Linked DNA regions of Homo sapiens: region 1 is linked to region 2. A link is a loop called in an ENCODE intact Hi-C map of the cell type or tissue named here. Cell type or tissue: PC-9. All regions are shown on one strand. Links, peaks and the distances in the headings refer to the core of each region. The heading gives the core; the rest is flanking DNA. Region 1 has its middle 190 kb from the start of MIR4643. Region 2 has its middle 57 kb from the start of CASC6.

What was found. Hi-C counts contacts between places; a loop is a spot of excess contacts. Peaks named below come from ENCODE experiments on the same cell type or tissue, not always from the same donor. Only the 100,000 strongest peaks of a DNase experiment are listed, where the experiment ranks them.
Region 1: it touches region 2 in a loop (16-fold over the local background); 1 of 110 quality-filtered maps calls a loop at or near these places.

The regions. Positions count from the first base shown.
Region 1 is chr6:91,323,772-91,339,628 of GRCh38, reverse strand. No RefSeq gene overlaps it. Among named protein-coding and RNA genes, the nearest start is that of MIR4643, 190 kb to the left of the region's middle. In PC-9, for the core only: a CTCF peak has its summit at 9,272 (motif pointing left); no DNase peak of the experiment used is centred there.
Region 2 is chr6:91,739,438-91,755,294 of GRCh38, reverse strand. It overlaps the pseudogene RN7SL415P. Among named protein-coding and RNA genes, the nearest start is that of CASC6, 57 kb to the right of the region's middle. In PC-9, for the core only: no CTCF peak of the experiment used is centred there; a DNase peak (open chromatin) is centred at 10,464.

The sequences.
Region 1 (15,857 bases), core at 7,915-10,414, 410 kb after region 2:
TCATTCTAACTGGCATGACATGGTATCTCATTGTCGTTTAGATTTGCATTCCTATAATGACCAGTGATGATAAGCATTTTTTCAAATGTCTGTTGGCTGCATAAACATCTTCTTTTGGGAAGTGCCTGTTCATATCCTTTTCCCATTTTTTGATGGGGTTGTATGTTTTTTCCTGTGAATTTGTTTAAGTTCCTTGTAGATTCTGGATGTTAGTCCTTTGCCAGATGGATAGATTTGTTCTATTGAAACCAGTGAGAACAAAGGCACAACTTACCAGAATCTCTGGGACACATTTAAAGCAGTGTGTAGAGGGAAATTTATGGCACTAAATTCCACAAGAGAAAGCAGGAAAGATCTAAAATCGACACCCTAACATCACAATTAAAAGAACTAGAGAAGCAAGAACAAACAAATTCAAAAGCTAGCAGAAGAAAAGAAAGAACTAAGATCAGAGCAGAACTGAAGGAGACACAAAAACACCTACAAAAAATCAATTAATCCAGGAGATGGTTTTTTGAAAAGATCAACAAAATAGATAGACCGCTATCAAGACTAATAAAGAAGAAAAGAGAGAAAAGAGAAGAATCAAATAGACACAATAAAAAATGATAAAGGGGATATCACCACCAATCCCACGGAAATACAAACTACCATCAGAGAATACTATAAATACCTCTATGCAAATAAATTAGAAAATCTAGAAGAAACTGATAAATTCCTGGACACACACACCCTCCCAAGACTAAACCAGGAAGAAGCTGAATCTCTGAATAGACCAATAACAGGTTCTGAAATTGAGGCAATAATTAATACCCTACCAACCAAAGAAAGTCTAGGACCAGATGGAGTCATAGCTGAATTCTACCAGAGGTACAAAGAGGAGCTGGTACCATTCCTTCTGAAAGTATTCCAATCAATAGAAAAAGAGGGAATCCTCCCTAACTCATTTTATGAGGCCAGCATCATCCTGATACCAAAGCCTGGCAGAGACACAATAAAAAAAGAGAATTTTAAACCAATATCCCTGATGAACATCGATGTGAAAATCCTCAATAAAATACTGGCAAACCGAATCCAGCAGCACATCAAAAAGCTTATCCACCACAATCAAGCTGGCTTCATCTCTGGGATGCAAGGCTGGTTCAACATACACGAATCAATAAATGTAATCCATCACATAAACAGAACCAACGACAAAAACCATATGATTATCTCAATAGATACAGAAAGGGGCTTTGACAAAATTCAAGAGCCTTTTATGCTAAAAACCCTCAATAAACTATGTATTGATGGAATGTACCTCAAACTAATAAGAGCTATTTATGACAAACCCACAGCCAATATCATATTTTCTTTCTTTTTTAAAGGCATTTAGTTACAACTTTAGTACAATCTCTTTAATTATTTTTACCTAGTCATACCAGTTTCTGCCACCAGGGTCAAGGGTAAAGAGTTCGGAGGTCACTGTAATTAATTTGGTGGTGTCCGTTCTGACCAGAACTGAATTCTGGCATCAAGTTCCTCCGTAAGTCCAGAAAATAGATGAAGAAAACTAAAAAAGGAAGGGTAGCATAATATTTGTATTATTTAAAAATCAAAATTAGACTTCTACACTTTTGACAATTCCTAATACTCCGTCCCAAATTCTTTCAGCTAGATTTCAGTCCCCTGATGGTATAATGTATTTGGTCTTTGATTAAATAGTTTATCTAATGAAATAATGCTTATGAAGTGGACACTACGAACATTATCTCTACAGGTTAGTTTAAATTATACCTTTAATTAGACATAGTATTAAAAATTACTCTAAGAAAACTGCTTATCTAATTTTAGAAAAAAAAGTAGCTTGGATGAAAGAGTAAGGCATTTTAAAAAAAGACAAATTCCATAGCAGTAAAAATTCTATTTGTTCAGGATGATTAAAGAGTAAGTGGCTAATTAAATATTGTGTCTTTAGTCAACAATTAACACATGTAACATAGGCAATGCATAAGAGTTAATATTTTTCCAAGATTTAAAAAAGACAACCCAACAATTACAATAATTTTTCCCAGTTATCATCCCTCAGAAGACAATTCTAGATTCCAGGGTTATTCAGTTATAATTTTTGGCAAAAAAAAAATTAGAGGGTTAGAAATATAAAGAGTATAGGAGATTTAGATGAGCTAAACATGTGATATACTCTGGAGGCATTTTTAAAAATAATCCTAATGTTTTCTATTTTAGTTTTAATTTTAATATTGTTCTTACTACCAAAGTAAAATTTTAGATGTATAGAGAATTTTATTTTTCCTTCACTGGTTTATTTATTTATGATGATTCATTTGCATAAATAAATGACTTTACATTCAGAAATTTAAAAAGTTGTTTAAATTCCACAAGAAAATATTTGTCTAAACACATGTCAATAACACTATTTTTATTAAATCTTCTGGCTAAAGATACTGGCAGAAATTAGAGCCATCACATTTTAAGGAAAAAAAAAACAGAAATATTTATGACTCAACTATAATCCATTAGTAAAAAATAAAAAACAAGAACTAGCATTTTATTTCCAAATTGGAGACATATTAAGAGAAAGCATTTCCCAAATTGTGAGATATATTAAGAGGTGCAGATGGTACGTTTTTAAATTTTTTATTTTATTACTATAAACATGAAATAAATAGTGCACATTGTTCTGAACTGAATTGTGTTTCCCCAAAACTTATATGTTGAAGTCCTAATCTCCAATGTGACTGTATGTAGAGACACAGCTTGTAAAAAGGTAATTAAGGTTAAATGAGGTCCTAAGGGTGAGGTCCTAGTCCAGGGATGTCCAATCTTTTGGCTTCCCTAGGCCACACAGGAAGAACTGTCTTGGGCCACACATAAAATACACCAACAGCAACAATAGCTAATGAGCTAAAAACAAACAAAAAAAATTGCAAAAAAATCTCATAATGGTTTAAGAAAGTTTACGAATTTGTGTTGGGACACATTCGAAGCCATCCTGGGCCGCATGCACATATGCGGCTTGCAGGCCGTGGGTTGGACAAGCTTGTCCAAATCCAATATGACTGGTGTACTTAAAAAAAGAAGAAGAGACACTACAGATTCGCACACACAGAGGAAAGGGCATGTGAGGGACCCGGCAGGCAAGCAGCCACCTGCAAGTCAAGAAGAGAGGCCTCAGGAGAAAGCAAACTTGCTGACACCTTGATCATGGACTTACAGTCTCCAGAACAGTGAGAAAATAAATTTCTATCTTTTAAGCTATATGGCCTGTGCTATTTTGTTGTGGCACCCTAGTAAACTGAAACACAAAGTTGCAAATGGTTTTGTTATTACATGATAATCTGTGTTTAAGAAATGCTATGAGCCCGGGAGGCGGAGCTTGCAGTGAGCCCAGACCGGGCCACTGCACTCCAGCCTGGGTGACAGAGAGAGACTCAGTCTCAAAAAAAAAAAGAATATCTGGAAATTGTCCTAGGAACAACTTGTTTCTTTTAATCTTTTTGTGCTCTTTTAATAATTTTTTAAATAAGAGTATATCTTTTCTAATGTGTTCACTTTTGTTCTGACATAATGTTTAAGTATATATCTGAATCAAATTTTTACCGTTTCTGCTGCAACTGATTCATCTGCCCTGTAGTTTTTATAGTCTGCTTTAATCCAATGAACATGTCTCCTTTTGGTGTTTTCTCAATATAATGTGCTTTTTAAAGTGCTCCTTGGTAAATACTGTTTAGGAAATGATGAGGTAGTATACCTAAAATGAAAGCGTATTCTCAGCAAAATCCAAGCACTGTAATGCTATATGTACAAACCATTGACAAATAAGGATAGTTAAAAATGTCATTTTCATTCCTCCCCCCTGCTTCCCAATCAGCCCTGAATATATACTTGCTGTGCAGTGTCTTCAAAAAACAGTGTTGATGCAAATGCATGTTAAACTGGTTTCCCCTCAAATTTCCCCACATGACAATTATTTTAACTAAATGTAATTTAATTCACCCCAATTGCTTTCAACAAAGTATTTTATAATATTCATCTAGAATGTTCCAGAATGTAGGTTGACTATGATTTCACCCATCCATTGTTTTAACCACAGGTGACCTAATGAACAGCAATTCATTTCAATGGTCTGAAAGTTTCCAAAACCTTTTTGTTTTCTGTTAACCCACAGCAAGTTAATTTTAATGATATCATACCCATACACGCACACACACACACACGCACACACACAACACAAACACACATACACAGTGGATATCAATATCTGCACGTCTATATTCCTCTTATCAAGTACAACCCTCAACCACCAGATCGACATATAACTTTTCCATATCAAGCCAATCCTGTCTCAATATCCCTTATCAAAGGAATTTTTTAAAAATTACCTCAATCCTAAATGATTGAGAATTTCTCTCCTTAGCACAACTTTTCTTCTTACAACTTTAGCTAGTAACATTTTGTTCCTCAGCCATCCATGTGCATGTGTGTGTGTGTGTGCATGTGTGTGTGTCTCAATAAAGTGGAAAGCAATACGTTTCCAAGAGAATTAAAAATGTATCCAAACCATAAAAACTCTAGAAGAAAACCTACGCAATACCACTTAGGGCATAGGCATGGGTAAAGACTTCATAACTAAAACATCAAAAGCAATGGCAACAAAAGCCAAAATTGACAAATGGGATATAATTAAACTAAAGAGCTTCTGCACAGCAAAAGAAACTATCATCAGCGTGAACAGGCAACCTACAGAATGGGAGAAAATATTTGCAATCTATCCATCTGACAAAGGACTATTATCCAGAATCTACAAGGAACTTAAACAAATGTACAAGAAAAAAACAAACAACCTCATCAAATAATGGGTGAAGGATATGAACAGACACTTGCCAAAAGAGGACATTTATGTGGCCAACAGACATATGAAAAAAAGCTGATCATCACTGGTCATTAGAGAAATGCAAATCAAAACCACAGTGAGATACCATCTCACACCAGTTAGAACAGCGATCATTAAAAAGTCAGGAAACAACAGATGCTGGTGAGAATGCAGAGAAATAGGAATGCTTTTACACCGTTGGTGGGAGTTTAAATTAGTTCAACCATTGTGGAAGACAGTGTGGTGATTCCTCAAGGATCTATAAATAGAAATACTATTTGACCCAGGAATCCCATTACTGGGTATATAAACAAAGAATTCTAAATCATTTTGCTATAAAGAGACATGCACATAAATGTTTATTGCAGCACTATTTACAATAGCAAAGACTTGGAACCAACCTGAATGACCATCAATGATAGACCAGATAAAGAAAATGTGGCACATATACACCATGGAATACTATGCAGCCATAAAAAAGAATGAGTTCATGTCCTTTGCAGGGACATGGATGAAGCTGGTAAACATTATCCTCAGCAAACTAACACAGGAACAGAAAACCAAACACTGCATGTTCTCACTCACAAGTGGAAGTTGAAAAATGAGAACACATTGACACAGGAAGGGGAACATCACACACCTGGGCCTATCAGGGATAAGAGGGAAAGGGGAGGGAGAGAACTAGGACAAATACCTAATGCATGTGGGGCTTAAAACCTAGATGATGGGTTGGTAGGTGCAGCAAACCAACATGGCACATATATAACTATGTAACAACAAACCCGCACACTCTACATATGTATCCCAGAACTTAAAATAAAATAAACAAATAAACAAATAAACAAATAAATAAATATATTCAGATGCCGGCTTCCAATTGCATTCTAAATTTTTGGATATGTTTATATAAACTAAAGAAACTAGAGTCACTTAAAAATGTTATTTCCCCCCTACTTCAGTCAGACAAAAAGAATTCACAACGACCAATGTCCACATGGTTAGTTCTATCCTAATGAAGGGCTTTAGCACCATGGCAAACTTTTCAGATCAACAGCAAAATGTATTTAGTTATAAGTAGATCCAAACTCTACTGATGATGCCAAACATTTTTGTAATAAGAACTTCCCTGCATTTTTTCCAGGAAAATAGAAATGTGGTTTGATTCATTATATGAAAATTTGAAAAATGGTGGAATGCTTAGAAAGCATTTCATTAAGTTTTCAGTCAATCCAATAGAAATCTATAGCTTGCCTAGTGATAAAAAAAGAGTGAAGAAAAAAATCTCAATTTTTTATTGGAATAAGTAACAATAATTGAATTCCTAGTATGTTCCACACACATAAATTGTCTAATTCTCACAACATATAAAATAAAACTATTAGGTTCTATTATTATTCCCATGTGGAAAATACTGAGGATTACACAGAGAAGGAAATATTTCAAGACAGAAGCAATGCTGTACCACTGGAGGACATGGAGAAGCCTTCTACCCCAGAGTATACAATGAAGGGCTGCACTGTATGGAGAGAATTTGAAAACAATAATAAAAGCAACTGAAAGTCAGCCTGCTTTATATTATGAATGTGCACTGATAGTGATAAAATATTTCTCCCAGAAATAAAAATTATTTAAAATATTAAAAAAATCAAATTCTAAACAATTGCTACAATTGCAGTTGAGTTTTCAATTAGCTTACTCCTATTATTTACTCTTAAATAAACATTGTATTCTATGCAGTCATTTTAAAGTAGAAAACACTAATCATGTTTGGATGTGCAATAAGCCCAAGCGTATCATTACACCATTAACAGAGAATGTATATTACCCATCACCAGTAACCATGCCACAGCAGGTGAGTTGCTGGACTTTCTCTGAAAGCATTCTTGCTCTTTCTCTAGGAAACTAACATCATGGTTACCTTTTTTCCCCACAGTCTGTATTACCTAAGTATATCAAGTCATTGATTAATTAATTATTAATAAGTAAGGTGGTATTATGAATTAGATGGTGATTTTGAGAGCATTTGGTATAAATTCACTAGAGAATTTTGGATTTCCCAGGGCATGGTATGCAAATCACTCTTTGTAGTTTTCTGAAGAATATAGAAACATAAGGAAAACTGGGGAAAATATGCCACTTCATCATCACCTGAGTCAATGCACAGTTCCTCCCAAATGCAAGATCTCATGAATCATGGTAGAAGTTGGAAAATTTGGTTTTGGCCTGAGCAAGTTCTCTGTCAAATATAAAATTATAAAGTGGATGTGTTCTCTTCAACTATGTGTTGGCTTTTCAAAGATTCTAATAATCTTCCCCTCAACATATTGGTCATGCCCAAGTATTGCATAGATGGGAGGTCTAGAAGGAGTCAACTGGTCTAAGGTTTATGATAATGGTCACAAACGGCAGGGCATCCCCATCAGCCTTACAAGCTTATCTCGTTGGATTGCACTAGTTGTGCCCAGGGGTGGTGAAAGGAAAGGGTACTGAGGAGCTGAGGTAGGAGGAAATTTTCCCTGCATCCTCCTCTCTCATCATGTCCCAGCACATGGGCCTCCTGAACAATCTCTTGTATCTACAGCTTGATAATGCCAAACTAACTGGTCTATGAGAATCCCGTCTATGCTCTTGCTGTGTCACCCAGGCTGGAGTGTAGTGGCGTGATCATGGCTCACTGATGCCTTGACCTCCTGGACTCAAGCGATCCTCACACCTCAGCCTTCTCATGCCAGATTCTTTTTCTTTACTTTTTCTCTCTCCCTTTTTTGTTTGCTTGTTTGTTTATTGTTTGTTTGTTAGAGACAGGGTCTCCTTATGTTTCCCAGACTGGTCTCAAACTCCTGAGCTCAAGCCATCCTCCTGCCTCCACCTCCCAAAGTGTTCACATTACAGGCAGAGCCACCACACCCAGCTACTATCACTATTTACTTACTCCTGAATTATTCCCAAACTATCTCCCAAATCTCTAAAGGACTAGAGAGAAATTAACCCACTTCTGTGGCTTGTACATACATAGTCATACTAATCCCACCTCTGTCTGCTCTCTTTAACTTTCTAGATATCACTGAAGATGAGGAGCCATGTCCCTGAGCAGCCACACACACTTTCCAACTATGGCCTGCACCCAACTTCCTCTTATTTGCTTCAGTTATTATGTGCACCTTTTGCATTTTGCCACTTAAAATGTTGTTCCAAATTGGGGATTTTGAGGATGAGTTACACAGTCTCTCTTTTCTGGGAACTTTGCTCCCTCCAATGTGATTCATATGACTGTGGAGGAAGGCTCCCAGCAGTCATGTTTGTTCCCTGGGATAGTACATGCTGGGCACAACTGTTAGCTCAGGGTGGGCACCTGACCCAATTAGGATAGTCAGAGTCCCTTCTCTTAAACTCTGTGAATAGCACGAAGAGATGGTCTCCTCAGCTGAAGGAACTTTCTTAGGCAGAAGACAAGGAAAACTTGTCAGCTATGTGGGCACCTTATTTTCTGCATATTGGCCAGGAAGCTCATAAAACTGGGCCTGAGGAATAGAGGGAGAAGACTGAAGTGACCATGCAGAGAAGAGAGAGAGAAAGAGAAAGAGAGGAAGACACTGGGCTCTTGTGTGCTTCTGGCACAGAAGAAGTGCTCAATAAATATCTGTTAAATGAACGCATGAACAAATGTGAGAATGACTCCAAACAGCTGTTCATACCCTGACTCCAAGATCTTCCTAAGGTCTGTGAGGAATGCATTATATTAAAATAACAATAAGCTTTCCATTTTAGTTAGGTCACTCTTTTCCTTTTATCCAAAAAACTAAAGAAGAAATATAGTTTGTTCCTATACATCCACTAAGGTCAAACTCAGCTAAAGAAATCAATGTGGTAACATTTACAAATCCCTTTCAATTTCAAGTCCATAAAATAGGCAATTTGCTTCTATATGACTTTACACATTAGCACCAAACATTCTGAAATTTGGCTTGAGAACATTTACCTACAGAGGAATCATACTGGGAAAATTACACACACACACACACACACACACACACACACACACACACAGAGTATATCCATCTTTATTATTTATGTAACCATTTGCTATCCCTTTCAAAAATAGAATGATATTGGTTAGAGGCAGTGTGGCACAGATCTTCTTCAAACTGAAGGCCTATAAAATGGCCATAGAATTGTCCTGTTTCTCTGATTAGATGTTTTAGGCATATTATAAGCATCATTCCCATCTTCTTGATATCCTATTATGTATAGGCCATACTGAGCATCACATGATAGCCTAGGACAGTGGTTTTCAATTTGGAATCATTTTGTCCCCAAGAGGACACTGGCAACATCTTGAAACATTTTTGCTTGTTGCAACCAGAGCAAGGAGGTGCTACTGGCACCTAGTGGGCAGAGGCCAGAGATGCTGCTAAACATCCTACCACTCACACACAGTACAGCCCTGAACAAAAAATTGTTTCCAAATGCAATAGTGCTAAAATTCAGAAATGTTGGTCCATGAACCACCCATCCTAAAGTCCTGGAATACAATTAAGCTAGGATAGGTGTACTGTTTGTGACAGGAACAGAGACTGACTGGCTGGTAGGACTTCCACAGAGTAGCTGAGGTGACATAACCATTAGCCAAGCACTTCAAAGAAATACAATAAGACCCCAAGGAACAACATAGCTAATAATATGTCCTCTACATAGATAACAGGAAAACCACCTGACAGACAGACAGACAGGCCATCACCAGTGCTTCTTCACAGAGATTCACTGAACCAGTTTCAACAAAGGTTTAAAGCTTCCTGAATCTTTCTCTCTACACAAAAAGCCACCACCACCACCAGAGAAAAAAGACTATTGTCAGCCACTTCTCTAACTTTGCTCTCACTCAAACACTCACAGAATATAATGCCCATTAGCAGTGGCATCTTCAAGCACAAAAGATGAATATAAGAGTGTCTGGGTATATTCCAGCTAATAATCTAGCAGAAAACAATGTCCAGCGGAGGGGAATTGTAGATGCAAGCATAATTCATACGCTCCTAAAGTATAAGCTTTAGAAAAATCCTGGATCTAATTACTAATATCATTGAGTGAAAATATTGCCAGAGTCTGCAGTATCTGTTCTGAATGAATTCCGTGTTGTTTAAAATCCAAGCACATTATTTAAAACTTTAGCATACCAACTTATGTTAATGACTGCATGTAACTTTAATTCAACCTGACAAACAGTTGGAAATAAAAGATAATTTAACAGCATTCTAATCAATAAACATTAATTATTTTTTCTTAGTTCTAGGCTGATTTTTTAGTGAATTAATGTAAACCCACCTACAAATGCATCTCACACAATGTCATCATATCATAAATCCATTTTATTAACCTGATAAATGTTTATCATCACAATTGCACTACAACACTAAAATAAACTAGGCCTTTCTTCATAGGCTCTGCATCAGCAATTTTCAAACCATAGGTCACAGAGCAATTGTTATGTATCTGCTAATCTATATTTGTGTGCAAAGCCCAGCCTTTGGAATGATGTCTCTCTTACGCTGATTTTTCCCCAAGCGTAGTTGCTGTTGTAATTAACAAAATAAACATTTTATTTAAAATTGTTGAATTAATACTAACATACCCTCCATTGATAGTTGGTCAAATCAATATTATTATCCACTGAGCAGACCATTTTTTGTTATTTTACAAATGAGTTCTTATCTTCAGAATGCTAAGAACCAGTATCCTGTGTGCTAGGAGAACTGAATTTCTGCTTATGTTCCTTGAATTTATGTAAAAAAAAAATGTCAGCTAACCATGGGATATTCCTTCTGATTCCACATTTGCTCACTGTGGCATTCATAGCACAGCTGTCCAAATCCACCTTGGAATTCATATTTTCCTCCAAGATCAAGGTTTAGTGTGCTTAGCTGTGGGCTTTGTTGATCCATTCCTCTTGAACTTCGTTTGGGCCCATAATTACATGCCCAATATAGAGAAAAATGTCAAGAAAGAAACAGATTTCAATTTCAAGCTTCAGAGGAGTTCTGATAATAAAAATGTGGTGAAAATGATGAAAACTACCTTGACTGATGTACTCTTGTTTTTAGGGACAATGTACTATATGGTGGCTGCGAGAAAGGATACGTGTCAATTCTGAGATTAGGCCTTTGCCAGGGGAAGTTGTCATTTTTCAAAAGGAAAAGCTCTTTTTGATGTAGGAAAAATGTCCAGCCATGCTACTTGCTATGCAAAAACAGTGGGATTGCTTTCTGCATGCCAGAAGCAGGGCAAAGGTACAACCCACCCACTGCCGGGGCCCATTAGCATCTTTTGTCATAATACATGGCAAATGGACCAGTAACTACCCACTGCCAATTAGAGTGATGATGAGCCAACCTAAAATAGGCAGGTGAGCAGACTAAGTGCCCCTGTGGTTTGCCAATTACCTAAATTATCTGCAGTAGTTTTAGTGCACAGCTACCATGAATACAAATACAAACCACTCTAGTATTCAGGGGAGTTAGGCACGGCTTGGTGTCAAAAAGCAGAGAGAAAATAAGCAGGATTTTCAGAAGCTGAGTTCTAACAATTGTGATATCCAGTTTCACCCAGATGAAATACTCTCCTGCATTTTGTTTGACAATTCTGTCTCCTCTAGGAAGGACTCCCAAAGCAATGAAGCATCAATTCTGTGCTCGATGTCACCAATCAATTGCACAAATCGCTCCCAGTGATTCTCACTAAATGGACATTGGAATGGATCTACAGCACTGAATGAAGAGTTAGTAGCAAAAGACCTCAACCAAATAAAACTACCTTTACCAGAAAAAAAAAAATCATTCATAGAGAGAAAACAAGAAAGAAAAAGCAAAAAAGAGACTTCCGAGTCCTGCCATTCCCTCAAATTATAAAGAAACATCATAAAAGAAATCAACAGTGTCCTTTGTTGCAAACACTCCAGAGCAATCATGACATCTGAGCAGTAGTCTTGTGAAAAGACTTCATCCTAGAACATCTACTTTGGTAACAGCTCCACTACACTATCAATGAAAACCACTTTCAATTTTCCATTGTTCTCACGTTTGCAGTCACTAGGAACAATGAGATAGCTCAGCACTATTTTAAAGGCACTACAACATTTTCTAATAAAAAATGATGCTAACTTATGGGTTTAACATTTTCCCATCTTTCAGAAAATTACACACGTACTTGCCTCCAAATTTGGCATTGGATGTGGATACACGATCTAATGCCATTATATTCATGTTCACTTAAACTTCTTAATAGGTGGGCATAGAGTAAGCGGTTTCAAAAGAACAGTGCTGTGCTCTCTGGATAACATGCATGGTGGCTGTGCTTAATGTTAATAGCAGCAGTCAGGAATCTGAGTTATATTGCTCCCGTATTGAACTAATATGTGATCTTTGACAAGTCACTTAATCTTTCATCTTTCTTAACTATAACGATAGTTTATCTAAATTATAATAGCAGATAATAATACCTGGCTTGGAGTAATGTGGTAAGACTTGATTAATTGTCATATGTGAAACACTTTAGGGTCTTTGAATAAGATGTATTACTAAAGTGCAAGGCATTAATATTATTCACCCATTAACAATGTTTTCCTGTGTAATGGTCCAATATACTATCAGTTTAAGATACATACGGGGATACTCTTAAGGTGTAGTAAGAGAATAAGCATTTTACCATTCTTTGCATACACTGATGTTGTACAAACCAGCCTACTTTATAGAATATTCAATATAGTTACTAAATTCCACACTGACTGTTTTATTATGCTAATTGATAATCTGGTTGCTCCAAAGATTAAAGAAAAATGAAATTAAACTGAAAAATCAAAGGGTAACAACTTTATAATGCCTCTTTAATTTAGCGAAATACAATTAAAGTCACACAGTGGTAGAATTGACTGTGAATACTAAGATGACTATAATTGACAAAGTAAATGTTACAGAGCCAAGCTGAATAAAAGCAAAGGAAAATGCCAATAAAATTCAGTGTCATGGGATATCTATGTAGGCTCACTAAAATAAACTATAAGACATACATAGATGTCACAGAAAAGGATGTTCTGAAGAATGCTTATGTCACTAGAAAAGCTTTTAGAATCAGATAAAAATGAACACATTTTAAAGTAACACAAACATTCATTGTTGTCCTTACTAGAGGAAAAACATGATGCTGCAAAAGAATTAGACTTTACTAACTAAGCTTATTTATTATTATTACTTGATATTTGTAAACGCATTGGACTCAATATTGCCTGCTTTAAATAAAAACATAGACAAAACATGCATGAGCACACGTGTATATTTGCACACACACACACACACACACACACGAGGTCTATGAGTGCAGTATACAATTTAAATGTCCAATTGAATAATAACTTCGATGAGTTTCCCTGATGAAGCTAGTAGGATTTGGCTTATTCTGTTATATAAGTTTACAATTAAAGTTCTTTACATCATTACAGCCTTAATGGAAAAAATGTGTACACTTAGATACTGTTGGCGGGGGTGGGTGGTATACTGATACAAAGTCATAGGTCAGCAATTGCATAATATCTTTAAAATTCTTATAAAATTCTTCTTCTGGGAATTTAGCATCCATAATGCTGTATTCTTGCATTCTGATTTTTTCACCAAAAATCTTGGAAGGACAGAGTAACCTTTACCAAAGGAAAACTATCTCTGGAGTAAGAGTAACTTTTAAATTCATACAAAAATGTATATATGTTTTGTTTTAGAAATAAACTTTTCCCCAAATATTTAACGAAAAGATGCTACGTCATTCTTACTCCTGCATCTGTCTGTAACTCTCAGCATGCCACAAAGATACAAAGATAGAAATTGTGAAAAATAGTATGAAGTGAATGAACAGGGGACAGTGATGGAGTACAGATAAATGGAAAATCCTTACTTTGGTACAATGGCATCTTTAAGAAACAGGGTGTGCAAGGGTTCAGAGGGGCAAGGGTTAACAAAGTTGATTTGAGACTTTTTAAAATAAATGTACATATTTACTTTTAATTAGCTTACTTATTATAGTAATGTGAGTTTTAAGAACACATATGTCATATTTTAGCAGAACTGACCATACCAGCTTTCTCTATGTGGTGAGGTTATGGATGATTTTTTAAAATAAACTGTCTCTCTTATTTGAATTTTTACAATGTTTGTACTACTTTTATGATTAGAAAAGGAAAAAAGCTATTAACATTTTTGGCAGAACACTGAATGTAGTTGCTTCCTGAAACACTGAAGATTGCTCTAAAAATTCCAATTTTTTTATCATCACTTCTAAAATCTCAGTACATCAAACTTATAAAATAAAAATAGAAAAATAATATTTATATTTATGAACACTAAAGTCCCAGAAGCACCTAAATATGTTTCATATATTTGAACAATACATCTATAGATTTCATGAAAAAAAATTAAGCAAAATTAGGGTCTCCTGAATGTATCACTGGTTGACATAAATAATTATATCATTATTTATAGTGAAATTTCGGGGAGGCTGCTCCCAACTAAAAATAATAAAACATTCTGGATTCAAGATGACACCTTTTTAAAGAGGCTATACATCTTCTTCTGAACCTGGGTGCCAGAAATAGCATTGAAATCATTGATAATGCAAAATTCCTCCTCCACAACTAAACAAGTTAATGTTCATCATGCTTGCCAAGGATATCAAAGAGAAAATAAATTCCTACTCTTCTCATAATATTTCTAGAAGGGAATCATTGTTAACAGAAATAATGCAAGGGAGTGGGACAATGACAAGTCAAGATTTATATGCTGATCTATTTATACACATTCCTGCTCAGTTGGATTTCTTCAAAGTCTAGCCTTCTCTGTAAAAGGTAGTCATATTAGCCACAATCACTCATTCACTATGGACCATTTAACCAAAAAACAACCATAGTAACTCCCTATAGATACATAAATGTAGCGAGCTACACACTAATTTTTTTCCCAAAAGTTTCAATCTCTCGTATTTTAAAATATATATGATGAATGTCTACTAAAGAAAGAAATAAAATTTACTCTTCTGTATATGGCATTGTACACTTTGTTGAATCAATATTGGGACATGTCATTTCTTAGAAATTGCTTTCTTGGTTACATTAGCTAGGATATAGTCTGGGTAGTGCTGTTATTTACCGAATTCAGATAAAATGAGAATGTATACAATTCTCTGGGAATATATTATAGTAATGGTTCTGTAAAATACATTATCAGGTAAATTGTTGAACAGCATTCTAGTAAGGCAATGTATTCTTATCTTCAACCATAATGTCTTTTTAAACAAAATCTTTCAACTTTCCAAGTATTCAACTCATTCTCTATTATTTTGATAATAAACATTATAGCATCTTTTATTAGAAACTGACCAGAGAAGAGTGTCTGCTTTTAGTGGACAGGGAAGTGCAAGTTTAAGAGGAAAGTATTCGAGTTACTCACTTGCATTCTATTTCTGGTTTCACCTCATACTGTCTAAGACCATGGGCAAATTACCTGGACACTAAATAGTTTTTCTAGTAAGATTCTCATGGTAATATCATGACAACTGAGTGAAATAATCCATCTAAAGCAGTTAACATAGTAACTAACATATACTAAGATTTCATATCTTAATTGTTATTAGAATTCATCTTCAAAATAATAATATTATAAAAAAGAACACTGCCATCTTGCAGACTTCATGGAAATTGCTATTAAAGAGACAGAAATAACAGTTGATTTTTTTTTTTACTATAGAAATATATTTCATTCTGTTTTACTTGCTGCACTGCTTTTTATTTAGGGTATCTTTTATTTCTAAGTTAAACACAAAACACGATAATCAAAATTATTGGACTTAAATAAATTTAAGATTCTTCTTCCACACATCTGAAGATATTTTCAATGAAAATGTTAGTTTTTGCCCTGAGGATGATAAAGAACTCTCTGACTAAATCTTTCAC
Region 2 (15,857 bases), core at 9,000-11,499:
TATCCTGAAAGTAATACAGATAAACAAGATATAGACTATATTGACTATATTGATATAGACTATATAGACTGTATCACTCAAATAGCAAATAACCTGAAATTTTTCCAAATAGTTTTCATGTGTGTATCTATAGAAATATATGGTAAGTATGGTAGATTAAATTTTTATTATTTTCTATAAGACAAGGCATCATAAGCAAAGTTAAAACACAACAAATTGGGAGAAGATATTTGTGAAGCAATTAAATAACAAAACTTACTAAAAGAAAAATAATTCCATAACCTTAGACAAAGAGGACACAGCAAAAAACATGAGCAGGCATTTGAAAATATTAGTTTCCAAGTGGAATGTGTCTGCACACATTGTGTGTGGGTCTTATCTGCACACACGTGGGAGGGCAGCTATTCAGATACTCCACAAATAGAGATTCAACAAGGTATCAGTTCTGGCACTTCATCACCCACTCCATCAATCTGCATTATTATTCCTGTTTGTGCAGAAGAGGACTCAATTCTGATGAATAAAACTCTAAAGATTTCAAACTCAGAAACAATTACTCTAAGAAGTTCCTCTAGAATCTTTCAACCTTGCATCTCTGAATTAGGTAATTCCCAATGCCACTTGATCAATAATTTGTTTAGCACCTTCAGTATGTCCATTTTAAAAAAAATGAAATGGTTAGAATGACATAGTATCTTTTCCCAAGAATGACATGGAAATAAATTTGAAATTCTGCAGGTGCCTTGACAGAAATGGCTGCGTTTATTTATTCTTATATCCCTTGCATATAATGTGAATTTAATGAAAATAGCATAAAAATTCTTTATAGTAATTATGATATTAAAACCTGTGCACAGAAATACTGTTTTGTTTTATGCCAAGCCATATTTTTGAGGTAGACTCATATGTCTAAAAAGAGAGGCAGGGAAGGTTTTTGCTGTTTGCACTCTCATGTTGGTGGTCCTCCCTCTCTCTCTGTCTCTCTCTTCATTGCCAGAGAACACACCAAGTGAAGGATGGCAAATAATTAAGGGAACACGTAGGTATGTTTTTCCCCAAAATAAATGGACACATATGAAATGACAAGAAAAAAAAAATATATATATATAGAGAGAGAGAGACAGAGTCTTACTCTGTCACCCTGGCTAGAGTGTAGTGGCGCGATCTTGGCTCACTGCAACCTCCACTTCCTGGGTTCAAGCAATTCCCCTGCCTCAGCCTCTTGAGTAGCTGGGACTACAGATGCACACCACCATGCCCAGCTAATTTTTTGTATTTTAGTAGAGACGGGTTTCACCATGTTGGCCAGGCTGGTCTCAATCTCCTGAACTCTTGATCCACCCGCCTCTGCCTCCCAAAGTGCTGGGATTACAGGTATGAGCCACCATGCCCAGCCTACAAGAAGAAATTTTAAAAGGAACAGAAATAAAAAGTAGTCAGTTACAGAAACTTTTTCCTTTTTGTAAGTTATTTACAGTGTTTGTCATGGTTCAAGAGTTGTCAAGAGCCAACCATATTCTATGTCACTTTTTTCATAAACCTGGTTTTGGATTATACCTGTGCATTAATTCAGCTGTTCCAAGAAATAGATGTCAAGTCACGTAAAAGACGGGGAGCTGGGGGGATGTCTTTGAAGGATGAAAGGAAGGAAGCAGGAACAAGCAGAGGGAGCTGGAGCTCATGATACAGTTCTGACATATAAAAGGAGAAATGCAAGGAAAGAGGACAGGGCAGAAAGAGGACAGAACAGCTCTAAAGAGATTTTGGCCTTGCCAATGGGAAATCCCCAAGCTAAAGTCAAAGCATATGATCTTTGGCTGTGTACTTTTTGTCTTGACACTTGGTGAATCTGCACAGTGAGCAGTAGAAGATTTATGGAAAATAAAACATATTCAAGGTCAACCAATTTTGGGGAGAATAGCCAGTGAATTTAAGTGTCATATAAAGAGGCAATGCATCTATGGTGGGCAGACTTTAAAGTTTTCCTAATTACCATCCCACCTCTTGGTACTTGTGTCCTTATGTGAGCTGGGCACACTGGCATCCATCTGTAGTCCCAGCTGCTCAGGAAGCTGAAGTAGGAGGAAACCTTGAAGCCTGCAGTTCAAGGCTGCAGTGAGCTATGATTGTGCCACTCATTCCAGCCTGGGTGACAGAGTAAGATCCCATCTCTAAAAAAATAAATACACACACACACACACACACACACACACACACACACACACAACTTATAAGCTTATATAATTCTCCCCTTCCCCCTTGAGTTCAGACAGAACCTGTATCTTGCTTCTAGCCATAGAAATAATATGTTAGTTCTGTGATTAGGTAATATAACATAATGAAATCCATTGTACTAAAAGATTCTCTACCTTGCTGGCTTTGATAAAGGTGTCATTTAGGGGAGTCCCACATGGCAGCAAACTGATTGTGACCTCCAGTTCAACATTAGGAACTGAAGTTATCAATGCAACAACACTTGAGGGACGAAAATTCTGCCAAAAATCATGTGAGCTTGGAAGTAGATACTTCCCCAATTAGACCTTCGGATGAAATGTAAGCCCTGGCTGACACCTTCATTGTAGCCTTGTGAATGATTCTGACTCAAAGTATCTAGCTGAGGCATTTCCATATTTCTGAAGCACAGAAAATTCAAAATAGTAAATGTATTTTATTTTTCCTAACTAAATTTCTGATAATTTGTTTTTCAGCACTAAACAACTAATATATCATTCTAAAACATAGGGGAAATGTGTGCCAGGTATATAGGCGTTTTAGGACCTTATTTAAAATGTTTAAATGGATTTTGTGATATGTATGTTTTTTTTCAGACTTTTAGAATTTAATTTTTTTCACATATTCAAATTGTCAATTAATGATTTATTCGTTTTTATGTAGTAAATAGGCTCTGAAAAAAGTGGCTGAAACAGTGAGTTGCTAAGAATATTGTCTGCTTCTTCACTATGAAGAAATTACTCAAAATTATGTTTACATATAACAATTTACTAGTGGTACACTCCTCCTTTTCCTGTAGTTCACTTTGATGTAATATAATGTCATCTCCCATCCCTTAATTGCCCTTATGTTCCACAATAAATTGAATTTAACAGCATGAAAATCTTAGATGTCATAGTAATCTGAATGAGTAGGTAGTAAAAAGTCTACAGATATAAATTATCCTTAGACGATAAAAATTACCTGCTCACAGAGTTAATTTAATCTGGTGATTATGTAGCAAATATATGGAGAGACAGGACTTCTGAGTTCTTTGTGTTAAATGATATACTGCCATTTTATTTTTGAAAATTCAAATTTGACCCAATATGTTGAATGCAACATGCTGCCTCCAGTTCCACATAATATCCCACAATTTAGGGAAATGAGTCACTCTTATAGGAGGATTTGGCATTCTTCTTGCAGTGCAAATCCATTCTTTCATCTCCGATAGCAGGTGTTAATGTAAATTCACTGCACACTTTTGGAAAAGGGGAAGAAGCTAAAGGTTTGGGCTGTTTGCAAATCGCCTGTTATTGTACCTCTTTAAACTACTCTCTTTGACTGCATGAGGCTTTGATAGCTCATCTAGTTGCAATAGCATGAGCGTAACGCTGCAGGCATGAGACGATTGGGGGCAGTGTGTTATTGACAGAATATTCTGAATGATGATTTATTATGAACATCAATGGGAACAACACTCGTTCTTTCTAAAAAGCCTGTTTGTTCCTCTTGCCTCACCTGGGAGGAGCACACTGCCCAGGACTGAGGCACTGTTTATACTGTTATTTAACCTTCTTTACAACTGCTGCATTTTTACATGGGTTGGCAAATTTTTCAGGTCTCTATTTTGATGACTTATGAATCATTTAGACTTGTGACATGCCCAGATATATCTGAAAGCAAGACAATTTGGCAAGAAATAAATAAAATAAAAAAGAGAGAGTTTCTATGATAAAAAGCAGTTTTCCTTTGGATCACAGTTGGTTTCCCAAAAAGAATAGGAGATGCTTATAGAATGAGGGCATTTGTGTAGATTTTATGCTAGAAAACAAAGAACATTTTGTATCATGTGTATTACAGGCAGGCTAAAACACAAAACTGATAATTACATACCAAATAGCACTGGACACAACCACCTCCCTTGGCTTCTTCCTAGGCATTTAGTGCATCAGTTTATCTTGGTTCTAACGCTGTCTGTGTGAACATTTAGTTTTCTCTTCTTAGATCAGTTAGGTAAATATTTAAAAATAAAACAAAACAAAATAAAACTGTCCTTCTAGGTGCAAGCAGACTCTTGCTTTTAAGCAAATTGAGATATTACTTATCGGGATTTTAAACAATAAAACAAAATGTAATGTGTAAAATTAAAAATAACAAACCAGTGAGAGAGAAAATCCTAACGAAGACTTTAACCAATGTATTAAAACAAAATAATTTAAGCTGTAGTTCAAATTTCAAAGTTGATTTATGTTATATATATATATACACACACACACACACATATATTCACATATATATACCATTTCCCATCTGTTAATTATATATCTGTGTATATATATTTACTCTGTCATTCATTAATTTTATCTGTATGTATAATTTTTCATTCCTTCCAGATTAGAAAATTCTATATCACATTATAGTTCACAGGAAACGCCAGCAAAGAGTCAATGTCATTCTCAAGGAGTGCTGATTATTGACTGAAAAATATAGAAAAATTTCTCCTTTAAACTAGTTACTTAGTTTTGTCAGATGCTAATTAAAAGATACATTACATTTGAAAGTAACTGAAAATTGTTGAATGATAATGATAGTTGTGAAAACTATCTGCAACCTGCTATTTTGTAGAATTCACCTGTGTAAAGTATGTCTCCCTATTTCTAGAGCATTTGGATATTTGGATGTGACTTTTGAGTGTGTTCTATATGACCAAAATGACATGCTGGATAGTCAAGTTTCAGAGTTTGTGTCAGGAAGAAGTACAACTTTGGCAAAGTCACATAAAATCATAAAATAGAAATTTTTAACAATATCAACCACTTTATGAATAACTTTTTTTCAATATTCAGCATTATTTACTAAGTAAAACCACAGTCTTGTGTTTGTCCAGTTCTTCAGGCAAATATGTATTTTGACATATTTACAATATTCTGTGTTTCTATCAACACTGAGTCAAGATTTGGTCCAAATTGCTGTCCTTCACTGTAAATCAAGCTACCCGTGTGTTGCCACTGAAGGGCAACCTCCTCTTTACAAAGCACATGTGGCCTTTCTGCATATACAGTTTACATGACATTAATATAGGTTCCAGTCTTTATCATGACTGACAAAGTAATCTTAGCCACACAAAACAATGTTAATTTTTTTGCATGGGTTTTAATTATGAAAAAAAATCGTCCTTCCCTATATGTGCACCATCCATTGAGAGAGAGCTGCTTCACACTGCAAGTCAGTGGTTTCTCCCAAACGTAATGTAAAATATCTGCTCAGAGATATGTGATGGTAAGCATTCTTCTGTATTTTATGCATGTATAGTATGCAATAGCCAATGAAATTATTTGATAAAGACTCTTTCTATTTTCTCATCAAACTTATTACCCTCAATGAGGCACTTATGTAGTATTGGTCAGCCTTTCCTCCACTGGAAAATATGATTTTTCACTTGCTTTTGAAGGCCTTGGCTCTTTTAAGAGAAATATTTTTTCTTTAGTTTAAATTTTCAAAATGTTCAATGGCTTTATTCTTATCTTTAATAAAACTTCATAATGTTTGGAACTAGAAGAAAATAAAATTCTGGTCTAATAAAATTGAGTTTCCTTTGTTTTTAGATCTCCATTTTGCCAAATTATAAGCACATTTTTGGACTTCTAGGCAAAATTGTCACACTTACAAATTCAATTGTCCCAGCATATACGGATTCACAATCTATATTTATGCCATAGTCCACTTTATTAAAAACATGCATGATGTCATTCTGAGTTTAATGTATATTTTAGGAGTTTTATTAGTCATTTTTGTTTCACCAAACTAAATACTGATTACTGTAAGTCAGGGATGTATTAACATTCTGTTGCTGAATAACAAATTGTCATGAATTTAAAGGCTTAAAACAATACCCATTTATCATCTCCTGGTTCTGTAAGTCAGAATTCATAGTGGACTTGGCTGGACTCTCTGCTTAGGATCTTGCAAGGTTGAAATTAAGAAGACAACTTGGCTAGGCTTTCATGCAGGGGCTCTGGAGAAGAATCTGCTTCCAATCTCATTCAGGTTGTTTGCAGAATTGAGTTGCTTGTGGTCCTGTCTCTTTGGTGGCCAGTGGCCTCAGTGCTCCTGAAGGCTGCCCACATTCCTCCTATGTGGCACCTTCATTTTCAACACCAGCAACAACAGGTCCAGTCCTTCTCATGTTCTCTATCTCTTTGACTCCCACTTCTGCCATCGGTGAGAAAAGCTTTCTGCTTCTAAGCTGTCATGTGAATAGGTAGGGTTTACCCAAATAACCTCTCTATTTTAAGATAAACTGTACCATATAATATAATTATGAGAGTGATATCATAAATTCATAGATAATGAAGACTAAAGTGGGACATTTTGGGGGATCATTTAAAAGTTAGGCCAATAATAGCCATACAGCACAAACTAATATGAATACAAATATAAATATTTTAAAAATCAGCAACTAATAAACATGGTCTGGAAATGTTGGCAAAACCCAAGTGAGTTGTACTTTCTGAACATAAGCAGAGATAAGTGACTAACACGGTCTTTGTAACAAATGTGCAATATGGAAGATCCTAATGTTTCAACCTTTGTAGTATTTCTGCAAAAGTCCTCATAATTCTTACATTTAAAAATTATGAAATTCTTGTGAACAATCTTTTGTTTTGTTTTTCAATACAACTAAACCTCTTATGTACCACCTGATAGACTATAAAGACCAACTACTCGTCTCCCTGAGAAAAGCTGAGCCAAATATTCATACTCCTAATTTCTTCTTGTTTTGCATATTTGTCTTGGGTGATCTCATTGGCTCACGTGACTTTAATTTTTATCTATCAAATGATATTTTTGAACATTATATAGCACATAAAATGATATACCCAATCTACTGCTTCATCTCCAGTCGCAAGTTAGAAAAGATTATTTTCATTTTCCCACTGGATTTTCAGTAGACTTCTATGCCTATATTAGATGAACTAATCATCAATGCCAACCCTAATATCTATTCCTACTTCTGATGGTGAATTAAAATTCATATTTCAAATAATCTTGAAATATGCTTGGCAGACCCTGTACGATAACTCTGAGTAAAAAATTTTTTTTTTTTAAGACGGAGTCTCGCTCTGTCACCCAGGCTTGAGTGCAGTGGCGCAATCTCTGCTCACTGCAAGCTCCGCCTCCTGGGTTCACGCCATTCTCCTGCCTCAGCCTCCCGAGTAGCTGGGACTACAGGCACCCGCCACCATGCCCGGCTAATTTTTTTTGTATTTTTAGTAGAGACGGGGTTTCACTGTGTTAGCCAGGATGGTCTCAATTTCCTGACCTCGTGATCCGCCCACTTCGGCCTCCCAAAGTGCTGGGATTACAGGCGTGAGCCACCGCGCCCGGCAACTCTGAGTAAAATTTTATGCTAGAAACAGTTTCTTATTTATTAGTATTTTCAACTATGCTTTCCAAATATTTTTAAAGATTTTTTTATCTTGTAAAGATTAATTAACTATAATTGAGAAAGTAAGCACCTCACCTCACTATAGCACAAAAGAATCTCACAACTGTCAACAGTCTATGCTCTACATTTTTTGTCAGAAGGAAGTGACAAACTTCTGTAAAGTTAGCTATTTCACTTAAATATCAAATGCAGGCACATTGCCAATCTACGTATGAAAGGTACGAATAAATATAGATGGAAGATTTAATATTTTCTTCCCATCTATATGGCATCTGTCTTTGGTGCCTGACCATGTTAACTCAGCACACCATTCTTCTTCTTCTTTTTTTTTTTTTTTTTTTTTTTTTTTTTTTTGTGAGACAGAGTTTCACTCTTGTTGCCAGGCTGGAGTGCAACGGCACCATCTAGGCTCACTGCAACCTCTGCCTCCTGTCTTCAGGTGATTCTCCTGCCTCAGCCTCCTGAGTAGCTGGGATTACAGGCATGCGCCACCATGCCTGGCTAATTTTGTATTTTTAGTAGAGATGGGATTTCTCCATGTTGGTCGGGCTGGTTTCAAACTCCCAACCTCAGGTGGTCCGCCTGCCTCAGCCTCCCAAAGTGCTGGTATTACAGGTGTGAGCCACAGGCCCGACCCAGCACACCATTCTTATACATGCTGAACCCACAGCTCCAGCCACAAGCATTTTTGACTCTGCCGGAGGGCTTTCCCTGGTCACTAAAAGCTTTATGACCTGCATATGAGGATACAAGAAGTACCAAGAAATTCATGTTCCCATGGGCATTGTTCAACCAATGACTAAGAAGAGTTGGTGTACAGTTGTCAGTTCTCCTGTCCCTTCAGTTGAGATGGTGCTGAAGTATAACCTACACTTTGCCCTAGAGGTCCCCAGTTGAATTGAACACCAGTTGCACTCAGGAATAACCTGCTCAATATAACATTGTTTATGGAATTCCTTCTCATCCCTATTTACTAGGAAGTAAAATATTGCTTCCTAGCTTTCTTACTGTTGCTTTCTGGGATCACTTCCCCAGAAGACTTTTGCTTACACGCTGGTCTCAGGGTCTGCCTCTGAGGAAGCACAACCTAAGACCAAATGACCCATGAGTCAATTTGCGTTCACCCTGGGGACATGCACCAAACTTTGGAGACCACTTTTCTATTACATAAAGTCTGTATGTCCTGGACTATAGCACAAAAGAACCTCATAATCTGGCCCTTTCCTACTATGTGTTATTCTTTGTCACCCTCTCTCCTCACCCACAGTGAGGTCACACTGAATATCTAACCACTCGTAAAAGTTTCTTCCTCATTTACTATTTTAATTCATTGCATCATTCTATGATCTGTCTTCTATATCAGCTCACAAATTTATTGGAGGTACAGGTCATCTTTTGTGCCTGGAACCAAATATATTTTCAAATAGGTGAAAGAGAAGAATGAACAAATAGATTAATGGATCAATGAATTAAAGTACATCTCAAACACCATCTAAATAGAATTAACTCATGAAAAAAAAAACTTTTTCAATCATATAGTCTAATATGTAGCATGATACAATGGAAGTGCAAATCCTGGGATGAAGAACTTGGATGGCTCTAGTGATAGGCATGAGATCAACTCTTTAACAGGTATAATTTTATTGGTAAAGGTGCTACTTCTTCTATTAAAAAAAAGTTTCTTTTCAAGAACTAGGCAAAAGAGATGGGATGATACAGATCAACCATGTGGAATGTCTCAATATATGCATCAGGAATTTCTTTTTTAAGTAGTGACTTGTATAAAGGAATTGCTACAGACACAAAATACCCCACATTTATTCATCAAAGAAACAACTGCATTAGATTGCTCATATCCAGATTGAATAATATACACAGGTGTTACCAGAATTCATAAAATGATTTTAATCACCCGAGACTCATATGTTTTATAGATTATCATATGAAGGAAAGAATGTTCATCCTACTCCTTCCTAAAAGCGTTGCATGGTTTGTACCAAAAAGTTACAGTGTCTCCAGAGCAAAGCCAAATATAGGGTCTGCACTTTCTGACCAATTATCATGGTAAAACCATACCTAACTACAAAATAAGCAAATTGTTGAGATGTTCATTTAAAAAAGCAGAGTTAGCAGCTAAATGGAAGCATCCATTAACAAATTCGTTTTCAAGTTGTGTGCAAAACCAAATTTAGTTTAAAGAATAACCCAGTTTTGTTTTACAATGTACCTCAAAAGGCAGCAATAAAAGTTTTAGGGAGCAATATGTATTATGTAAAATATCAAAATAAATTTTACTGTTTTGACCTTTTGGATATTCCTTCTACACAATTTCATTCCTCTTGCTTTCCTCTATTTCAGCTTCAGGTGAGAGTAACAGACAGTGAATCATCAAAATCTAAAACATGCAAACACTTTAGAAGTACGGTTCCTGCAAAACTTGATATAGCCATAATCTTTCAGAAATTAAATTCTAAAGGTTAAAAATAACTCAACACTGAGAAAAAGTTAGAAAGAGAGAGGAAAGAAGTGCCCTTAGGGAGCTTTGAGAGTCTGCTTCTATTGTGTTATAATAACCTGATTTCCTTATGCATGTTACCATTCCTTACTTTTAGCCTCCGAGATTCCTGGCTTTTAGACAAAACAAGTTAATAATGACAAATAAAAACAAATGTGTTCACGGAAGTTGTTTATTTATTTTTTTCACCAAAGTTTGCCATGAGGAAAGGCCAAAGCATTGTCATCCAGGTGTCGGTTTGGAATCTTTAGACTCACCTGTCTTTCACAAAAACAACAAAATACATCTCTATCAAAAGTCATTGCTGCCAAAATAAATTCACTTCAGGCAGTAGGTATTTCAATAGATAATAAACTGGATGGACTACATGCCAGAGTTGCTATGTTAGTAAGCCCAGATGGAAACACAGATCAAAACATAGAATGGCTAGAAGGCATGGTAAAAAAAAATACAGGCAGAGGAGGGCTCTGCCTGCTTCTTTTGCAAAGCCATCAAAGACTTAAAGATCTTTGAGCTTCGGAGGGAAAACCCAGGCAGAAAAAAAAAAAAAGGAATTATTACAGCAGGCTCTGTCTACATTTTTTTTCCTTAGACTGCCATTTTCATAGAACCTAAATTCAGGTCAAAATCCTATATTTTAAATTAAGTTGTGAGCCAAAGAACATATCATCAGCTAAAATTAATATAAAAATATATCTCTTAACTATTATCTTCAATTTTCACTTTAACCCAACATTTAGTTTTTTTAGATATCATTCATTTTTCTTTCTTTACCTTCAATATTCTTTGAAGAAAGATGTTACTGAACAGTAAAAATGTCTCACCATCAGAGAACAGAAGAATAAAGCAAATTATAATATTCAAAAGATGAAATAAAAATACTACAGACTCAGAAAAATACAGTCACATAAATACCCACTAAGCTGATAGCAATGGACTGCATTAACATGTTGCTTTTCTTCAGCATCACAAATAAAGCATATTGCTCTAATGGATTGAAAACAAAAATGTAATTCTTCTTATTGAATATTCTGATGGTCAGTTAATATTTGCCACTGTAGTCCCTTGACTAGCTAAGAGAAAGCCAGATAACAGGTTCATTTTAGATGAAAACAATGGCTTTATTATCTTCGTTGTCTCTTGCATTGTGACAGCAGATCCCAGCAGATGTTTCCGTGTGTGTTGTTATGCACAGCACAGACTTCTGTATAAATCATAGAATCAAGCATTCTATACTTGCATTGATGTTTTTCTTTTTACACTTTGATTGAAATGATATTATTATTATGCTCACTTAGTATTTATTGAGCACCCACATGAGTGCATTGCACAGCTGCATAATACAAAAAGACAGCCCCAATGCTACTGAGACATTTGATTTTTTAAAAATAACAACCCTCCCTTTACTCACATTAAATTGGTTATTACCTACCAAATGTTTTGTTTTAGTTTTGCATGGTTACCTATTTTACAAAATCAGATCAATTTTTAATGACTCCGTTAAATTGCAATGTCTCCATTCAGAAAATGGACTAAATAAAATCCACTCTTGAGGTAGTTAAAAAGCATGAAAATAAGACTTGGCAGAATGCTCAGTCATTTCTGTGAGCATGATTACAGACAGAAATAAGAAAGAGGCATGTAGTTAAAATCCAGATGTTAGAATTTTTATGAAAATGATTTTCTTCCCAGGACAACATATTTTTCAGGTAAAAAGCAAAAATCACAGCAAAAGACAAATGTCACCATGAATGTTCTCAGAGAACCATTTACCATATAAGCAACAAAAGGCATATTGTATATCTGAATTGACACTTGGCTCTGGAAGCAACCTAGAATGTACAGATTCAGAGACTTCCCCTTGCCTGCAAGAATTAAAAATTAATACCATGTATTAAAAGGTGAAGCTTTCAGACAATTTTAGCTTAGCCATCATTAGTGAAATCGACACACTCACCAACACTTTTGACTTCCAGGCACATTCCAGTCTTTGCAGAAGTTGCGTATTCCTGTATCTTCAAAAGTTTAGGCTGGAGTGTCTTTACATATACAGGAAGTATATAGAATGTGACATGAGACATTCTTGTACTAATAATTAGAAGGTAAACTTGACCAAAATTTCTGGTCTGGTATTTAAAAATATTTTTGATGGTTACTTTTAGACATCAACTTTACTGGATTAAGAAATACCTAGAGAAGTTAGAAAAGCATTAATTCTGTGTGTGTCTGTGAGTGTTTTCACATGAAATTGGATGCAGTCCGTGGACTGAATGAAAAGGATCCACCTTTAATGTGGGCAGGAACCATCCAATCAGCTGGGAGCTTGGATAAAACAAAAAGGATTTCCTTTCTTTCCTGGAGCTGGGACACACTCTTCTCCTACCCTTGGAAATCAGGACCCTAGGCTCTCTCATCTTGGGACTCAGGATTTATACCTTGGGTTTACAGGCCTCCCAGCCTCAATGGAGAATTTTACCATCGGCTTCCATGTTTCTGAGATTTTCAAACTTTGACTGGGCCACACTATTGGCACCCTAGGGTCTTCAGCTTGCAGATAGCTTGTCATAGGATTTCTTAACCAGCATAATTTCATGAGCCAACTCCCCAAATAAATCTCTCATATATGTATATGTATATGTATATGTATATGTATATGTATATGTATATGTATATGTATATGTATATGTGTACCTGTGTCTGCATCTATATCTGTATCTAGATCCTATTGGCTCTGTCTCTCTAGAAAATCCTGAATAATAGGTTTTATTTTATTATGTATATGTATATGTATATGTGTATATGTATATATGTGTGTGTGTATATATATGTGTGTGTGTGTATATATGTGTGTGTATGTATATGTGTGTATATATATATTATATATATATATATATATATATGAATGACAGTGTCATGACAGTGTCTTGCTCTGTCACTCAGGCTGAAGTGCAGTGGTACAATCACAGTTTACTGTACCCTTTACCTCCTGAGCTCAGGTGATCCTCCCACCTCAGCTTCCTGAGTAGCTGGGACTCCAGGTGTGTACCATCATGCTGGCTAATTTTTGTATTTTTTGTAGGGATGGAGTTTTCCCATTTTCCCCAGGCTGGTCTTGAACTTCTGGACCCAAGCGATCTGCCCACCTTGGCCTCCCAAAATGCTGGAATTACAGGCCTGAGCCACCATCCTAGGCCTGAATTATTTTAAATGCCTTAAAAAATGTTCACATTATTTAACCAAAAGACACAACATCATTTGGTAATTAAAAATTTATTCAATTTTTCTTGACAATATTTGTTAAACACTTACTACATGCTTGGTACTATGCTAATTGCTAAAGAGTCAATGGTAAAAATAAATAATTTTTTTAAAATGTTGTCTTTACCTTCACAGAGGTTATAATCTAGTAAAAAAAAGGCAAATTTTTAAAATTATACATATATACACAGAATTGCAAGTACTGAAAAATCAAGGAAGGAAAAATGTAAGACCTTATGAGAGCCTAACATTATGAGCTGTATCCAATTTAGATTTGGATCTACAGACCTCTCCAAGACAAGAGTTTCCCCAGGCTCCACCTACAACCTCCTCTTCTTTCAGATGCTGTGTTCAATTCCTCTCACAATGATCCTTATTTGACCTTACTAAGATTAAGTTGATGGTCCTTTCTACTTTTATCCCAATCCATCAGTCCCTTTTTCTTCACTTTCTAATTATCCTGTTTATATTTCATGGTGTGTTACTTCAAAATTCCTCTGGCTAACACCCTAAATCCTTGTTCCTCTATCTTCTTGTTGCTTCCACCTGGCAAACTCTACTGGGGAGAACTGCTTCCCACTCATCCTGTCTGCTCCTGAGCTTTGAGTGCTACTGGAAGAAGATCCATTGCAGAGTGGCCCCTGATTCACAAAACTTAAATGAGTCCTTAAAATCACCTGCTTGTCCTATTGCATTTTGAACCTTCTCCTCTAATCCCAGAGTTTCCTCTGCCCTTCTACCACTCACATTCAGTTCATCTGCTACTTCAAAAAGAAAACCATCACATTAAACTTTTATCTTCCCAACACTAAAAATGCAACCTGCACAATGTCATCTATCTTTTATTCTTACCACTTATTGCTATAAAAGAGTCTCTTTTTCCTACTTAAATCTAATTCCTGTCTCAATTTCTTGAGAAATGTAGGTATTGAACTTTCTCCCTCTTGATATTTCACCTCTCTTTCAAATAGATGTTTTTCCTTCATTAAAAGAAAAATTTAGGAAAAAAGTCTCAACCTGACTGTACATTTCTCTACTTATATATTCTTTCTCTGGTTCCCTTTAGAAGTGATCTCATGAAAAGTTCTTATGTTAAGATTCTCCAATTCCATAATTCCCATGGCCTCAGATAATATTCTCTACTCCCTGGGCTTCCATAGAACTTTATATTCCTTACTTTCTTCTCAACTCTCTGGTATTGTTTTTCTGTCTTCTTTGGAGATTCTTTATTCTCTCTAGCCATTAGACATTGGTGCTTCCCAATACTCAATCAGACCCTCATCTCCTCATTCTACACTCTGTCCCAATGCAATCTCATCCACTATTTGTCTCCTATAGACATGCATCTCCTAGATTTATATCATTGTTCGGTATTCTCCACATGGTTATGTAAAAGGCACTTCATATTCATATTTTTAAGTACCCTAACAAGTAACTCATCATCTTTTCCTCCCACTTCTAAAACACCTCTAATGTTTCCTTTCATACAGAATGGCACTCTTATTCATCTAGTTGCCTGTATTAGCTCTCCAGAGAGATAGAAGCAATAGTGTGCAAGGATGGGTGGATCAATAGATTGATAGATCAGATAGATAGATAGATAGATAGATAGATAGATAGATAGATAGATAGATAGGATTTATTATGGGAAGTGGCTCATACAATTATGGAAGCTGAGAAATTTCACAATATGCCATCTGTAAGCTGGAGAACCACAGAATCTAGTAGCATGGCCTAGTCCAAGTACAAAAGCCTCAGAACAAGGGAAGCCAATTGTGTAAATCTCAGTCCAAGTCAAAGCCTTCAAAACATGGTAGGCTGCTTGTGCCAAAGTTCTGGAGTACAAAGGGCAGAGAATCTGAGCTCTTATGTTCAAGAGCAGGAGAAGAAGGGCTTCTCAGCTCCAGAAGAAAGAGAGGTAATTCACCTTTCCTTTTCTCTCTCTCTTTTTTTTTTTTTTGACAGGATCTCACTATGTTGCCCAGTCTGGATTGCAGTGGCTATTCACAGGCTTGATCCCACAACTGATCAGCAGGAAAGTTTTGACTTGCTTTGTTTCTGTCCTGGCTTGATTTACCCCTCCTTAGGCAACCTGGTGGTTCCCCATTCTTGGGAGGTCAACATATTAATGCGGAACATAGTGTGGACCCCCAATTGGCATAGCACACTACAGCCCAGAAGTCCTGGACTCAAGCCATCCTCCTGCCTCCAGAGTAGCTGAGACTACAAGCATGCACCATCATGCCTAGCTCCTCCATCTTTCTGTTCTATTGGGCCCATCAGCCAATTGAATGGTGCCCACTCGCCTTGGATGAGGGCAGATCTTCTTTACTCAGTCCACTTATTCAAATGCCAGTCTCTTCCAGAAACACCCTCATGTCCATAACACAGAAATAATGCTTTACCAGCTATCTGGGGCTC